2 separate regions of the Mus musculus genome follow, and region 2 is linked to region 1. A link is a contact called in ENCODE Hi-C or POLR2A ChIA-PET data. All regions are on one chromosome and are shown on one strand. The core of a region is the stretch at or near the end of the contact, and the rest is flanking DNA. Distances in the headings are between cores, read along the strand shown. Region 1 holds the start of Chtf18 (CTF18, chromosome transmission fidelity factor 18). Region 2 holds the start of Rab40c (Rab40C, member RAS oncogene family).

What was found. A loop is a pair of places that touch in the nucleus more often than their neighbours do. ChIA-PET counts read pairs that join two places held with the same protein, here RNA polymerase II (POLR2A).
Region 2: a loop to region 1 is called in a map of T-helper 2 cell, with 4 times the contacts of the local background. The contact joins the promoter of Rab40c here to the promoter of Chtf18 in region 1. A Hi-C loop is called at or near these places in 1 of 37 maps with a recorded cell type or tissue (T-helper 2 cell). POLR2A ChIA-PET finds 5 or more read pairs at or near these places in 1 of 5 experiments (embryonic stem cell).

The regions. Positions count from the first base shown.
Region 1 is chr17:25,724,712-25,730,567 of GRCm38, forward strand. Chtf18 (CTF18, chromosome transmission fidelity factor 18) reads right to left here and starts at 2,704. Exons shown (of 22, transcript NM_145409.2): 1 at 2,536-2,704; 2 at 2,230-2,409; 3 at 1,990-2,137; 4 at 1,664-1,838; 5 at 1,169-1,261; 6 at 1,031-1,083; 7 at 785-923; 8 at 1-27. The coding sequence starts at 2,626. It overlaps Rpusd1 (RNA pseudouridylate synthase domain containing 1), which reads left to right and starts at 3,006. Exons shown (of 6, transcript NM_028009.4): 1 at 3,006-3,136; 2 at 3,492-3,680; 3 at 3,812-3,935; 4 at 4,115-4,217; 5 at 4,357-4,458; 6 at 5,658-5,856. The coding sequence starts at 3,499.
Region 2 is chr17:25,916,904-25,922,117 of GRCm38, forward strand. Rab40c (Rab40C, member RAS oncogene family) reads right to left here and starts at 2,811. Exons shown (of 7, transcript NM_139154.2): 1 at 2,749-2,811; 2 at 2,462-2,646. The coding sequence starts at 2,603.

The DNA of each region.
Region 1 (5,856 bases), core at 1,454-3,953:
CCACTTGAGTAGGCAGCGGTTGGTAAACTGTAAGAACAAAGCCTGAGGGGGGCCCTGCCAAGCCCACACTTTTTTTTTTTTTTTTTTGGTTTTTCTAGACAGATTTTCTCTGTATAGCCCTGGCTATCCTGGAACTCACTTTGTAGACCAGGCTGGCCTTGAACTCAGAAATCCACCTGCCTCTGCCTCCCAAGTGCTGGGATCAAAGGCGTGCGCCACCACGCCCGGCAAGCCCACACTTTTAACACAGACGGCAACACTGAGGCTCAGAAGGCCCAGGCCCAGCTTATCAACAACTTCACTGAGGCCTCACCCCAGGCCAAGCTGGCACCAACTGAGGGAGAGCAAGAGGTCAGGCCAGGACAGTGCTTCTTAACCTGTGGGTCACAATCCCCTTGGGAGTCAATGACCCTTTTATAGGGGTCACCTAAGGTCATTGGAAAACACAGATATTTACATTACAATTCATAACAGTAGCAAAATTACAGTTATGAAGCAGTAATGAGAATAACTTTACGTTTGGCGGTCACCACAACAGAGAAAGTGTATAAAGGGCCACAGCGTTCAGAAGGTTGAGAACCACTGGGCTAGGACATCCAGACCTCTAACAAAGCCCACAGCAGGTCACAGTCAACTAGCAGTAAAAAGGTTTTGTGCTGACTCAGAGTCCCAACATCATCCTTAGCAACCAATGGCCCACCAACACAAACATCAACTGGACCCTTGACTCTTCCCCTTGCTGATACAGCAAGCCAGTCACCCGTGAGTGAGAATGGGAGCTCACATCGTCACTGAGCAGTTCCGTGTAATGCTGAGGTGCAAACTCATCCACCCAGAGGCAGTGCTGAGCGGTGTTCTGGCCAGGGGCTGGCTCCTCCGCAGGGGGCCCTTCAAGCACAGCCTCCTCTCCTTCAGACCTGAGGCTGAAGAGAAGCAAGTCCTGATTCACCACAGAGGGAACACAGTGACCATGCCCACCAGATATGTCCAAACTGAAAAGGGTTCCTGGGGTGGGACATGTGTGAGTCACCTGTGTAGAGTGTCTGAAAGCTGTTGGGCATCCTCCAGCAGTTGTTGCCGTCTCTATAAAAACAGGATAGGCTGAGGTCAGGACAAGTCCAGCCAGCACTAGACTCAACACATAAACTCCCCACTCCACTAAACCTACCTTGCTATCAACTTGCTCCTTCAGGGAGGCGAAGGGGACACCCAGCAGGTCCAGTTGGCCACAGCCTCGCCAGTGGACATCTAGAAGAGGGTTCTGGGCAAGACAGATTTATCATCTCTATAACCCTCCCAGGTCATGGAGGCATCCACAGTGCCCTTCTCTCCCCACCCCCCAAAAAAGGCTGACAGAGGGACAGAAATGACCTTTCCTAATTAGAGAGGGGATGGATATGGCCCTCAGATGGGCCTGGTCCAAGGGAAGTCAGCTTTAAGGTGAAGAGGAAAAGAAAAACAGAAAGCTAATATATGGGGTACAAGGCGGCACTCTAAGGCCACGTAGCCTCAAAAGTAGCACTGCTGTTTCCAACACTGGACTACCTGGCGTGCCTGTTTCTAGCAATTCAGATAGGTGAAACTGGCCTCAGAACCTGCTGAGAGCCTATTGGCAACATAAAAGAACCAATACCATGGCAAACCCCATGCTATGGCCACACACCTGCACCCCAGGGCCTATGAGGTCAGCCCGAAGCACCAAAAAGGCCCGTTCTCCACTTGTGGATGTCACATTGATATAATCTTCTAAGATAGGAGGCCGTCTCAGGACAGGATTGCGATTTCGGGGACTTGGCAATGTCTGCATGAGGTCTTTGTCAGCATTAGCATCTGAATACCTAGGAGAGACAAGCAGCTCCCTGTCACTCTCAAATGGGGTGCTTGACCCACACTCACTCCTCTTGCCGTCCCATAGACATCCACTTCCAGAGCCTCATGCAGGGACAGGCAGCTTTCCAAGTCAGAATTACATGCCCTTAAGCAACACACCCAGCATCCAACATCTCAGGGAAGACCTCTGGACTCGGTGGAGGGGTAATGTCCCCAGGAGGGGAATCTGGATATAAGAGCTCCTCCATATCTGGCTCAAAGTTCAGCTTCTTCACCACGTCCAACCTGGGTCGTTTGACCATGGGGCCTGCAGAGACAGAGGCAGAAAGAGGTGAAAGAATAGAAAACTGATCCTCAGAATTCCCCGACTTTAAGTGCTCAGTCCCCAATCGGACATACTGGAGGGCGCGGGCTGGTCCCTACGAACATTCTTTCTAGTATTGCGGTTGACATTTCCTGGCGACCCTGCAGGGCAGGGACGCGGGACAGTGTCCCCACCAGCGATGGCCTCTTCGAAGGTTAGCGGAGGGCGGCTCGCTGGAGTTTGGAGGGTCCCAGGAGGAGCCTGGTCCCGTGTTCCTGCTGAGACAGAGGTTGATAGCAGCAACACACATTAAGAAGCGAACTCCCAGCCGTTACCAATCCCATCCACACAGCTCTCCATGCTGCAGCAGGATGCAGCCACGACCCAGGACCCGCGCCCACCTTCCAGCTCAGCCAGCACTTCGAGCTCAGCTGCGAACTGGTTTTGGAAATCATCCTCCACACCATACAGATCTTCCTCGTAGTCTTCCATGGAGCCAGACCACAACTCCCACAGCTCAGAGTCCCTCAGAACTTCCCGCGCCGCCGCCACCGCGCGCTACCCCGCCCCGAGAGCCTCCAATACCGCCAATCAACAGCCGACGTTCCCAGAGGCGCCCGCCATTGGCCAGCGGGGAAGGGCGGGTCTTACTCCCAGAGGGCGGGAGGAGAGGAATAATAGTTCAATGGTTGGAGTGGAGGATCAAGAACGCTTTCTATTGGCCTGTACAGTAAGTAATCCGTGGGGGAGGCGGGGAAATAGGTGGGACTAAAAAAGCGCGTGCGCAGACTATTCGGGTAGGGCCTTACCATTCTTCAGTGGGCGGAGCTCCAGGCCCGGAATGCCATTGGCCAGTACGACCATCCATTAGGAAAGTGGAATGGGCAGGGTGAAAAGGCGGAGCTGCGCGCCAGCCAGGCCAAGACCTGGTTCCTAGTATAGGGAAGCGAGGTTGGATGCAGAGCTGAGAATTGACATCCTGGTCCCTTGGCCCTGTTGCAGGTAAGTCCTAAAGGGTCTGCCTGTGGTCACAGGCTGGTGGGAGGCAAGTTAGGGAGCGCTTGAAGTCCTGGGTGGTCCTGGGCAATAACCTAGCGTGAAGTGTGTAGGCGTGAGCTGGACAACCAGGCTGTTTATTCCACTTCAAGTCAGGGAGAGCTCCCTAACCCTGAGTCCATGGCAAGTCAGAATCACCTGACCTTGGCCAGACTCCCATTCCGGAGCTGACACCCCTGGCATGGGCCCTTGTGGAAGACATAAAGGGTTCCAGCAGGTTCTGGCCCCAGTAAGTGTGTACAGTACTTGAAGACCAGGTCAGGCACCCTCCTACCCCAGGCTCACTCCCACCTGCGTGCAGCCCCACCATGGAGCCTGGCAGCATGGAAAATCTGTCCATCGTGTACCAGAGCAGCGACTTCCTGGTGGTGAACAAGCACTGGGACCTGCGCATTGATAGCAAGACCTGGCGGGAGACCCTGACCCTACAGAAGCAGCTCCGACACCACTTCCCAGAGCTGGCTGACCCTGACACCTGCTATGGGTTCAGGTACACAGCCAACATGGAGAGCCCCACTGCAGCATCCTTCCAAAGGATGCTGGGACACTGGACTCTGCCACAAAGGTGCTAACCAGAGCACCACAGGGTCCAGCCACTGCTGCTCTTCTGCCCGTTCCCAGGTTCTGCCACCAGCTGGACTTCTCCACCAGTGGGGCACTGTGCGTAGCCCTGAATAAGGCAGCTGCGGGCAGTGCTTATAAATGCTTCAAGGAACGGCGAGTCACCAAAGCCTACCTGGCACTGGTAAGTCCTGGCCAGTTCCTGGGATGCTGTGTGGAGACCCAAGGCTCACAGCCTACTCCAGCAGGCCTCTCAACTGAAGCTCCGTGCCAGGCTTATGTGCCTATCTAGAGCTCAGCCACATTCCTCTCAGAGATGACAGTGTGGCCCAGTGAGCTGCATGTGATGTCCTTGCTCGACAGGTCCGAGGCCATGTCCAGGAAAGCCAAGTGACGATCAACTATGCCATTGGCAGGAATAGCACGGAGGGGCGGACGCATACCATGTGCATCGAGGGCACTCATGGTAATAGTGGTTTGTTGTGGGGGCCATGGGCATGTCTCCAAAGCCTGCGTGAATGGGAACGGCCAGACAGGTGGAAATTGGAGTTGGCTCAGGCTCTAGGGCTGGCCCAGTGGGCCCTTACACTTTAGTTTTCATCTAGGTTGTGAGAACCCAAAGCCAAGCCTCACAGAGCTGCTGGTCCTGGAACACGGCCTATATGCTGGTGACCCTGTGTCCAAAGTGCTGCTAAAGCCACTTACAGGTATGTCCAGGGCAGGAGTTCATCATATAAGAAAGGACCCCGAGGTATAGGCATTGTGGCCTGCCTGGGTCTATACTAGGTGTGCGGGCAGAGCCGATAGCAAGATCTTTGCTGGTGTTTGCATGTACCCTGGCTGTCAAGCTGATCTCTCTGGCTAGATCAAGGGTCTCCCTGACTGTGCCCTCACGGCCCACCCCGACCAATCTCTTGACCTGAGTCCCAATGTCTGATTTGTAGCAAGAAATATAATGAATCCCATACCAAGGGCCTGCCCCACCCTGCCCTGCCCTTCCTTCGCAGTAGCACAGATCTGCAAAGCAGCTAATCAGAAGAGAACCGTACTTTTCTTTCTTTCTTTTTTTCTTTCTTTCTTTTCTCTCTGTGAAGCTTTGACTGCCTTGGAACTCACTCTATAGACCAGGCTGGCCTCGAACTCTGCCTGCCTCTGCCTCTGTCTCTCCAGAGGGACTAAAGGCAGGCGTGTGCCATGACCGACTAGCAAGGGATCCATCCTTTAAAAAAGAAGACTGGGTAAGCAGGTGTGGTAGCATTTGTAGCACCCTAGAGATAGAGGCAGGAAGATCAGAAGTTCATACCTATCTTTTAACTACGAAGGCGCTCTCTGCCAAGCCTGACAGCCTGAGTTGGAGTCCCAGACAAACATGGTGGAAGGAGAGAGGAGAATCTTAGAAGGTGTCTTCTGAGCATTGTGAAATGGTGGCGCACGCCTTTAATCCCAGCACTTGGGAGGCAGAAACAGGCAGATCTCTGTGAGTTTGAGGCCCATCTGGTCCAAGACAGCCAGGGCTAGTTTGAGGCCAGCCTGGTCTACAGAGTGAGTTCCAGGACAGCCAAGGCTGCACAGAAAAGAAAAGAAAAAAAAAAAATATGTATATATATATATATATACCCTGTCTCAAAAAAAAAGTTGTCTTCTGATTTACTTCAACAGTGTAGCATCAAGCAGGCACATGTAGGAACACAACACACACACTCAAAATTAAAATATACTTTAAAAAAACTTTAAAAGGAGAAAGAAGAGAGTTTATTCCTCAACACTGTAACACACAGCAGCAAGCCGGGGGGCTGCCCGGAGACTCCGCAGCCAACCCAGAGAACTTGTTGGATACTGTAAGAGCAAGGGATGTGACAAAGAATGGTTTTCCTCCCAGCCTGACCTCCCGTCCCTGATCCCATAGGCCGGACACACCAGCTTCGTGTGCACTGCAGTGCCCTTGGCCACCCTATCGTGGGTGACCTGACTTATGGCCAGGCTGAGGACCAGGAGGACCAACCTTTCCGCATGATGCTGCACGCCTTCTACCTACGCATCCCCACACAGGCAGAGCGCGTGGAGGCCTGTACGCCTGACCCCTTCCTGCCTGCCCTCGATGCCTG
Region 2 (5,214 bases), core at 1,561-4,060, 190 kb after region 1:
CCATGGACCCATTAACAGGCCATGAGCATATAAACCACAATGGATTTTCCTGAAGGATCCAACACTTAGGAGTCTTTGTATGAGCTAGGACGAGATATAACTGTCTTACAATGCCCATATCACAAACAAGGACAGTCTTGTGTGCTGTAGTAATAATGTTTCCTGGGTTCAAGGGTAACTACCCAGTTGGCTGGCTTGAGGCCAACAGGGACCTATCATCCCAATGCCACATATCAGAACCAGAGGCAAATTTATTTGTTTTATGCTTGTGTGTAAAGGCTGTTCCCCACCCCCGCCACACCCCGCCCTGTCCTCTCCCACAGCTGAGACTCCACAACGCCTTTTCTCTGGAGCATAATTCCACCATGCATGCCCAGATGAAGCTCTCTGAAAATGTCCTGTTCCATCCAGAGAGGAGATCACTGCTGCTGGGCACAATCACTGTTGTGTCTTCAATGCCCTGATGTTTCTAACTCCACAGAGACCCTAACCACAAGTATTTAAAGCACCAGACCAGAGGACTCCTGCAGACGCTGGGCATGTGGCCACAGTACTGTCACTGTTTCAGGTGTCAGTGCTAATCAAAGAAAAAAAAAAGTCGTTTTGATGACTCACATGTTTGTAAAGTCAGAGAGAGCGATGTTCACACCCAAGGAACAAGCTAGACCAGACGTTGAGACAGGTAAATAACCCAGCTGGGATCAAGAAGGAGATCAGGGGCCAATATGGAGCAGCAGACTCCTTCCCAGGTGGGGACTACCCTGCTCAGAGGAGCCCTGGACCTTGAAAAAAACCTAAAAGTGAAAATGAACGTTCTCTTTCTGTTTTCCAGACATGGTTTCTCTGGGTAGTCACGGCTGTCATGGAACTTGCTCTATAGAACAGACTGGCCTCCAACTCAGAGGTCTGCCTGCCTCTGCTCCCCAGCACAGGGACTAAAGGACTACACCACCAGCACTTGGCTGACATGCAGAGGATGTTTAATAATGGTGAGAGAAAGGAATCATGCGCTTATCTACTTAGAGAACGAGAAGTCCAGCTCTTTCAAACAGTAAATACACACTGTGCGCACACTCCAGAACCAGCTGCTTTACCACTGCTAATCTCTTCTCTGAGGAGGCCCAATGCTCTGACCCAAAGGCCTGATATCTGTGCTGTATGCATGTCAACCCAGCATGAGAACCATGCTGTTGAGGCTGTTTGCCTCTGTGCTTCACACTGCTGGACCCACACGGGCCGTACAGCTTGTGCATCGTGAAAGCACTGGGTGGGTGAACAGTGCCCATGGTAAGTCTCACACCTCTGTACTCTTTATGTGCTAGTGGCCCCACTTCGGGTAGCACGTCATAGGAAATCTGGCAAGACTCCGTTGACAGAGGAGAGGAGGAAAGAGGATCCAGCAGGAGGCTGTGTGGATATGTGGTTGAAGCTGATGGGGAAAGGAAGAGTGGAGCAGGGACAAGCAGTCTCTCCAAAGCACAAGTTAACACTAAGCATTTCTGAAGCCAAGCCCAGCCCTTCCCACACTCCCCCATTGGAAAGGTAACCCCCCAAAGCCTTTCTGAGCAGGGCTGTCACCCTGGGACGCCCAGTTAAATACCAGTCAAGGCTGCCTGGCTGTGCAGAGGTCTTTTCACATACCCTGCAAAGTAAAACCATGACTCTTCCTTTCCTGCGCTGAAGATGCCTGCTGTGAACTGAAGCTGAGAGGTGCTTGGGGAGGACTTACAGAGAAGATCCAGCGCTACTGTTCAAAAGGAAGGGTCCTCCACTGATGTCCTGGCAGTCATCACCCTTGACAAGTCCTAACTGCTAAGAGTGGTAGATGTCTTACCTACACACTCAGCTGTTATTTACCAGACCGCCAGTACTCAGAGCAGTAAGACAGGGCTAACAAGACCCCAGAGAATGAAGTAAAAAAGCAGAGTAAAAGGGACTCGGGAAGCGACCAGGAAGGTAGAATTAGTCCAGTGATATAAGATGACAGGCCCACTGCACATTAATTCCTCCGGAGTCAGCAGCCCCTGTGATCCAATCCCACCCACTGTTAGCTACGATTTTACCTTAAATATCTAAATTAAGAGGCAAGCTCAGGCAAGTGCCAGTGATGCAATCTACCTTGTGTATTTTTTGCCATGCACCCGGAAGTTAACAAAAATCACATCGCAGCAGACCTATTTTCTCCCTGCACAGGGTGCGGTGTCTCTGAGCAAACCCCTCCGGCGGCAGTGCGGTGAGCACCGGGCCCGTCGTGCGGTATCTGCCGCGCGGCCCATTCCAGGCCCTAATGGACTCCAAAGACCTGCTGCTGTGACTTCTTAGTAGCCACCAGGACCCGCGCCCGCTTGCCGACGGCTCCTCAAGGCAGGGCCAGAGGATACCGCAGCGACACGCGCAGAGGCCGCCCGCTCCCGCGACAGGCCGCTCCCACCTCGCGCGCCCACAGCCAACCCCGGCCTACCGTTGCTGTAGGCGTACGGGGATTCAGCTGCGCCGTCCTGAAGGCTCTCCAGGATCTCGCCTTTGCCCACGTCGCTGTCGCCCACCAGCAGGAACTTGAGCAGGTAATCGTAGCTCTTCACTGGACTGCCCTGGGTGCCCATCCTCCCGCCCGCCGCACCGCGGCCCACGGCACCGCCGCCAGACCTGCGGGCGAAGGCTGGTGAGCGGCCGTGCGGTCAGGACGCTGATGCTCCCGCCCGCTGGCCACCGCCCCCAGTGCACCCGCCCCGCTGCCGCCAGCTTCACCTCAGCCTCCTAGCCGCCGCCGCCGCCGCTGCCGCCGCCGCCACCCGCCGCTTCCCGCACGGCACCGCGCAGCCCCGCAGCCCCGCCCCCGGATGCGCCGCCGCCATTGGCCACCCTCCGCCGGCCCTCTCCGGGCCATTGGCCTGGCAGCCTGGCCGTCACGGTCGCCCCGCCCCCACGTCGCCCCACACAAGGTGCCGCCCAGCCCACGGTCGCCCCGCCCTGCCCACTCGCCACTGCTACTGGCCCGCTGCCACCCTCTTTCTCACTTCTGTTGGTCTACATGCTTGTCTATCACTGAAGTCCCGTCCCCGCTATTTCGTACACAGTGTTGCTGAGGCTGGCGTTTTTCCCCGCCTCCTCGCTGTGACCATTGGCTACTTCCCACTGATTTTCCGAAATCATTGGTTGCTCTTGCATGTCCATCCCAACCCCTACTGCTTCCTGCAGGATGCCTCAGAGCCATAGTAGCCGGGCACCGACCTGCAACATCCTGGCCTCCCGCCCCCTCGTCATCACCATTGGCTACTACTGCTAAGGCATTTGTGCCATCTAACATCGATCATAACCTCCTAGGCCCACCCCTTTCCTAATTCGGGCCAATCAAGAGTCAAACATTACACAAGTCTACCCTTCCCCCCTCGTGGACAAGCGGAAGGGTAGAGATAACTCCTGCTTCAGCTGAGTCCCGGGAGGAGGGTGTTGGAAGGGGGCAGGTTATCTATCAAGCTGCGTTGGCCGGCCGCTCTCACAGAGACCCAGAAGGGAAGTAACAAAGTTCGTCGTACACTGTGGGGCTCGCCTTCCCTGAGGGCAGGGCGGGGACAGCCACTTAGTGTTCGCCCTGGAGGGGCAAGCCTCTCTCCCTTGTGGGCTGTTCCAAGGGGTGGGACTTCCTCCTGGCTGCGGAGTGGGCGGGGCCGCTACTGAGTGTTTTGGCACAAGGATGGCGGCTGAAGTCCACCTCTGAGCTGTCTCTTGTGGGGGACATCCTTCCCAAAGCGGATCCTGAGGGCTTGGACCAGCGACTGAGCAGCGTTGGCCCGGTGAACTCCAGGATGGGCAACGCATTGCATGTGCACACTCGGTCGGCCAGCTCCAAGGCTGGAGGGCCACGGACAGCGTTCTTGGTTAAGAGTGCATTCACAAGTCACATAAATAGCAAAAAATTTAAAACGTAAAACATAAGCCGGGCGTGGTGGCGCTCGCCTTTAATTCCAGCACTCGGAAGGCAGAGGCAGGCGAATTTCTGAGTTCGAAGCCAGCCTGGTCTACAGGGTGAGTTCCAGGACAGCCAGGGCTATACAGAGAAACCCTGTCTCAAAAACCCAAAACCAAACCAAACCAAACAAAAAACAAAAAAAACCGTAAACATAGATTGGGACCAACGCTCTTGCACTGTAAGCCTAACAGTATGAGTTCGATCTCCCTCCGGTGACTGACCATCTGTAATCTCCATCTAGCTCCGGCTCCTATAATAAGAAAGAAAGGAAGTAAAGATAGGAGAATTTGTCCAGCAGTTCAAGAGCTACCTGGCCTGGTGTAAGCCCATTTTAACAGGGGGAAAGGCTGCAATGACTTCTGAAAGTTATCCTCTGACCTCCACATACCTCCACATGCTGCAGTCACACATATACTGTACCTTGGAACAGTTTTTACACAAACTTCCTGAACATTGTCAGATAATAGATAAAGTGTGTGTGTGTGTGTGTGTGTGTGTGTGTGCATGTGTGTGTGCATGTGTGCACGCAGAGGACCCGGGTTCAATTCACACATGGCAACTCACAACTGAATTCACACATGGCAGCTCACAACTGTCTGTAACTAGTTCCAGATCTGACACCCTCACACAGACAAATGTGCAGGCAAAACACCAATGCACATTTAAAAACAAGTATAAGAAACTGATAAAATGAGGGATTGGATGAAGAGTTGGTTTAGAAGTTCAGAGCACTCGTTGCTCTAGTAGAGGATCAGGGTTCAGTTCCCAGCACCAACTTGTTAGCTCACAGTCATGACTCCAGTTCCAGGCAGGGATCTGATGCCTACTTCTAACTTCTCCAGGACCAGGCACATTCTTGGCACACTTACATACATGCAGGCAAAACAATGAGACACATATATCATTAGAAAACAGATGGCAAGCAGGTGTGTTGATATGGTGAAAAGTATTACCCATAAAAAGGTATGAAGACTGGCACAAGAATGAATTTTTTAAAGGACTTTATTTATTATATGGAAGTACACTGTTGCTGTCTTCAGACACACCAGAAGAGGGCATCGTATCCCATTACAGATGGTTGTGAGCCACCAGGAGGTTGCTCAGGACCTTCGGAAGAACAGTCAGTGCTCTTAACCACTAAACCATCTCTCCAGCCCCAAGAATGAATTTGGACAGGGCATGTAAATCCCAGTACTGGGAAAGCAGAGGCAGGCCAATCTCTGAGTTTGAGACCAACCTGGTTT